Linked DNA regions of Homo sapiens: region 2 is linked to region 1. A link is an interaction called in ENCODE POLR2A ChIA-PET data of the cell type or tissue named here. Cell type or tissue: PC-9. All regions are shown on one strand.

Evidence for each region. ChIA-PET counts read pairs that join two places held together with the same protein. Peaks named below come from ENCODE experiments on the same cell type or tissue, not always from the same donor. Only the 100,000 strongest peaks of a DNase experiment are listed, where the experiment ranks them.
Region 2: POLR2A ChIA-PET joins it to region 1 with 16 read pairs; 5 of 35 experiments call an interaction of 5 or more read pairs at or near these places.

What each region holds. Positions count from the first base shown.
Region 1 is chr16:30,633,180-30,635,679 of GRCh38, reverse strand. No RefSeq gene overlaps it. Among named protein-coding and RNA genes, the nearest start is that of PRR14, 17 kb to the left of the region's middle. RefSeq lists enhancers at 312-1,262, 1,263-2,214. In PC-9, no CTCF peak of the experiment used is centred here; a DNase peak (open chromatin) is centred at 1,269; H3K4me3 peaks cover 2,282 bases; H3K27ac peaks cover 1,518 bases.
Region 2 is chr16:30,088,727-30,091,226 of GRCh38, reverse strand. It overlaps TBX6 (T-box transcription factor 6), which reads left to right. Exons shown (of 9, transcript NM_004608.4): 2 at 1-151; 3 at 235-469; 4 at 2,017-2,284; 5 at 2,388-2,500. The coding sequence starts at 34. Among named protein-coding and RNA genes, the nearest start is that of TBX6, 1.9 kb to the left of the region's middle. RefSeq lists an enhancer at 1-839. In PC-9, no CTCF peak of the experiment used is centred here; a DNase peak (open chromatin) is centred at 1,156; H3K4me3 peaks cover 1,060 bases; H3K27ac peaks cover 1,867 bases.

The DNA of each region.
Region 1 (2,500 bases):
ACTCCCAGAGTGCTGGGATTACAGGTGTGAACCACCGTGCCCTGCCTGGATGGGGATAGTTTTGTAAACTATAGAGTGCCCCCAATTTTTAGTAAAGTTACAAAGAATTTTCACACATTTTGAGTTTTATGGAGCTAGAATGCACATCACAAATACACCTATTTGAAGTGTACAATTCAATTTTTGTGCTAGCATGAAAATTTTAGTGCACTTTCATGACCACAAAAAGAAACTGCATATTCATTAGCATTCACTCCCCATTCCCCCTAGTCCTTCTTTTTTTCCCTGGGCCATAGCGTCTGGCCAATGAAACGGATTTTTGTGCTAGCGCGGCCACAATCAGTACTAGTACATTTTCATCACCCCAGAAAGAACCTCTGTATTTATTAGCATTCACTCCCCTTTCCCCGAGTCCTTCTATAGATTTGTGTATTCTAGATATTTCATATTTTATAAAACACCTTCACACATTTTTACTTGACTTCCAGGATTTTTCTTTTCTCTCTTTTTTTTTTTTGAGACAGAATTCCGCTCTTGTTGCCCAGGCTGGAGTGCAATGGCGCGATCTCGGCTCACCACAACCTCTGCCTCCCGGGTTAAAGCGATTCTCCTGCCTCAGCCTCCAGAGTAGCTGGGATTACAGGCATGCGCCACTACGCCCGGCTAATTTAGTAGAGACGGGGTTTCTCCATGTTGGTCAGGTTGGTCTCGAAGTGTGATCCGCTCAAAGTGCTGGGATTACAGGCGTGAGCCACCGTGCCCAGTCCAGGAGGATTTTTCTTTGTAAGAACCTTTTACAATGATCTGTGGGGGTCCATCCCTCCTATTTTACAGGAGAAAATAGACGGTTATCTAGGCTTTGTGAGTGCCAAGTTCGCACGCGGCTTTCGACTCCGTGGCTACATTGTCGGGCCGGGATTTCGCGATTTCGAGGAGGGATGCTCGGCCTCCTCCTACTAGCGTGGTTGGGGCCTCGGCCAGGGCCGAGTTCCGCGGGGGAGAGCCCCAGGGTTCTGCCACCGCACCGTTGACCTAGAATGCACGTGGGGACAGCCAAAGGTCCAGTCTCCAGTCTCGGAACCCGCGGGCCCCCGAACACGTCTGCCTGCTTGGTCTTCTTTGAACCCAAGTCCCACCGCCCACCAGGATCCTAATGACGCCGGCCTGGGGAACTCCCACGCACGCGCCGTTCAAACGCCCCGCCCTCCGCGGCCCAATCACCGCACACCTTGTTTGGACGTTCGACCAGAAGCGTCCTATCAGCGAGCGCGATCCTAGAGACTGACCAGGATCCGTGACGCCCGTTCGGGTGGGCAGTGCCAGTGCGCTGAAGGGCAAGCCTCAGGGGAAGCTTGTTCCTTATTTAGTAAGATTAGCTTGACTAAGGGAGCGAAGGGCGTCACACTGCTTTTGGAAACAGGTGGTGAGGCTGGCGTCGCCATGTTTTCTAAGGGACTTTCTCAGGATCAGATCCAAGAGTGGTCCTTTAGGGCTTTTTTTTTTTTTTTTTGAGACGTTGTCTCGCCCTGTCACCCAGGCTGGAGTGCAGTGGCGCGATCTCGGCTCAGTGCAACTTCCGTCTCTCGGGTTCAAGCAATTCTCCTGCCTCAGCCTCCAGGGTAACTGCGATTACAGGCTCCCGCCACCACGCCAGGCTAATTTTTGTATTTTAAGTAGAGACGGGATTTCACCATATTGGCCAGGCTGGTCTTGAACCCCTGACTTCCAGTGATCCGCCAACCTCAGCCTCCCAAAGGGGCTTTTAAATGTAAGGGCCGCGCAGGGGCTCCGGGTAGGGCATGAAAGGTTGGGAGGGGCCCTAGCCATTGTCTTTTTTGTTATTGTTAAGGCTGACTTTTTTTAGGCTGTCGCCCATTCTAGAATGCAGCGGCGTGATCTTGGCTCACTGCAGCCTCGACTTCCCTGGCTCAAGTGATCCTCCCACCTCAGCCTCCCGAGTTGCTGGGACCACAGGTGCCACACCGCGCCCGCTTAATTTTTTTTTCTTTATATATATTTTTTTGTAGTGACGGGGTTTCGAACTCCAGGACTCAACGGAGCCTCCCATCTCAGACTCTGGGTGAGATTATAGGCGTTAACCATGACTCCCTACCCAGTATAAACTCAAACACACCAGGCGCAGCAGCTCACGCCTGTAATCCCAGCACTTTGGGAGGTGAAGGCAGGTGGATCACCTGAAGTCAGGAGTTCGAGACCAGCCTGGCCAACATGGCGAAATCCCGTCTCTACTAACAATAACAAAAATTAGCTGGGCGTGGTGGCAGGCGCCTGTAATACCAGAGATTCAGGAGGCTGAGGCAGGAGAATCGCTTGAACCCAGGAGGTGGAGGTTGCAGCCAGCCAAGATCGTGCCATTGCACTCCAGCTGGGGCAACAAGAGTGAAACTCTGTCTCAAAAAAACAAAAACAAAAGCAAATAAAATATTGCTGGGCGCGGTGGCTCACACCTGTAATCCCAGCAGTTTGGGAGGCCAAGGCG
Region 2 (2,500 bases), 540 kb after region 1:
GCAGCGAGACCTGAGGCCAGACGGAACTACAACATGTACCATCCACGAGAATTGTACCCGTCCCTGGGGGCCGGCTACCGCCTGGGGCCCGCCCAACCTGGGGCCGACTCCAGCTTCCCACCCGCCCTAGCGGAGGGCTACCGCTACCCCGGTGAGCGTTGGGACCAGCTCCTGGGTAGGAGAATAGGGGGGCTGTGGCCCTCGGCTGGCTCCTCATTCTTCCCCGGCTTCCAGAACTGGACACCCCTAAACTGGATTGCTTCCTCTCCGGGATGGAGGCTGCTCCCCGCACCCTGGCCGCGCACCCACCTCTGCCCCTTCTGCCCCCTGCCATGGGCACTGAGCCGGCCCCATCAGCTCCAGAGGCCCTCCATTCCCTCCCGGGGGTCAGCCTGAGCCTGGAGAACCGGGAGCTATGGAAGGAGTTCAGCTCTGTGGGAACAGAAATGATCATCACCAAAGCTGGGAGGTGAGGGGCTGGCCAGGGTCCGTGTTTCTGGTGGGGGTCTCTTGGGAAAGGCAGAGTCCCTGGGGAGGGGGCTAGGACTGGGTGGTTCCCGAGGGGCTAGAGCTCTGCCTAGGCCTAGAATCTGACTATGGCCTGGGGCAAGGGTTACTCTGTGGCAGGAATCAGGAGTCACTCTGTGACAAGGGTTAAGGGCCAGTCTGTGGAGTCTGTGGCTGAGTTTAGGGACCAATCTATGGCAAGGGTCATGGGTCAGTCTGGGGCAGGGTCAGGAAGTCCCTCTGGGTTATAGGTTAGTGTGTGGCTTAGACCAGCATCCAGACAAGGACAGGGGGTCAAGGGCCAGCCCATTGACCAGCATCAGGGAAATCTGGCCAGGATTCGGGATCAGTATGCAACTCGAATAGGAGTCAGTATATGACTAGGTCCAGGGTCACCCTAGAGGCAGGGACACGGTCAGTGTTTGACCTTAGATGAGGTCTTTAGCTGGGGCAGGAACTCAAGCCCTAGCATGGAAAGTCCTCGGCCCTACTGCAGGCAGGGTATATTTTTTCTAAAGCAAATTCATCTAAGAGCTGCAGATTCTGGTGCTGGAGATCAGGGGAGGAGAGGAGGGTGGGGACAGGAAGCTCCTAGCAAGAAAGTTAGTCACCCCTGCTTCTGCAAATAGGCTTTGAGGGGTAGGAGTCATGGCTCTGTTCCTAACCTGCTGTGTGACAGATCACTTAACCCGTCTGTCCTGTTTCCCCAAATGTAAAATGAGACAAGAAAACCTTCCAGCTCTAAGATTCCGCCCTCTGGCTTCTTTTTTTTTTTTTTTTTTTTTTTGAGATGGAGTCTCGCTCTGTTGCCCAGGCTAGAGTGTAGTGGCACGATCTCGTCAGCTCACCGCAACCTCTGCTTCCTGGATTCAAGCGATTCTCCTGCCTCAGCCTCCCGAGTAGCTGGGACTATAGGCACACACCACCACACCCGGCTAATTTTTGTAGTTTTAGTAGAGACGGTGTTTCACCATATTGGCCAGGCTGGTCTCAAACTTCTGACCTCATGATCCTTCCACCTCGGCTTCCTAAAGTGCTGAGATTACAGGCATGAGCCACTGCGCCTGGCCCTTTTTCATTTTTCAGAGACAGTGTCTTGCCCTGTTGCCCAGGCTGGAGTGCAGTGGTGCAATTGTGGCTCACTGTAGTCTTGACTTCCCAGGCTCAAGTGACCCTCCCGCCTCAGCCTCTGTAGTAACTGGGACTATCAGTGTGCACCACCATGCCTGGCTAATTTTTTAATTTTTTTGTAGAGATGGGGTCTTTCTATGTTGCCCAGGCTGGTCTTGAATTCCTGACTCAAGAGATCCTCCCACCTTGGCCTCCCAAAGTATAGGGATTAGAGGTGTGAGCCACAGCCTCCAGCCTGCCCTCTGGGTTCTAATTCCACCTCCTTTGATGTTTCTCTGACAGCTCTGGGGAGCCCGTTGTTATGTCCCGTTACTGGTGCTGGGCCCACCCCTGGCCAGTGGGTAGCTCCAGGCCTCTCCTGTCCCCTCCCTTGCACAGGCGCATGTTCCCTGCCTGCCGAGTGTCAGTCACTGGCCTGGACCCCGAGGCCCGCTACTTGTTTCTTCTGGATGTGATTCCGGTGGATGGGGCTCGCTACCGCTGGCAGGGCCGGCGCTGGGAGCCCAGCGGCAAGGCAGAGCCCCGCCTGCCTGACCGTGTCTACATTCACCCCGACTCTCCTGCCACTGGTGCACATTGGATGCGGCAGCCTGTGTCTTTCCATCGTGTCAAGCTCACCAACAGCACGCTGGACCCCCACGGCCACGTGAGGCCCAGGCTGGGACTCCAGGATAGGGTTGGGGGGTGCTGGAAGGGAGGCCAAGGGTGAGGCGCAGGGCAGGGAATCACTCCCATTTCCTCCCTCCCAGCTGATCCTGCACTCCATGCACAAGTACCAACCCCGCATACACCTAGTTCGGGCAGCCCAGCTCTGCAGCCAGCACTGGGGGGGCATGGCCTCCTTCCGCTTCCCCGAGACCAC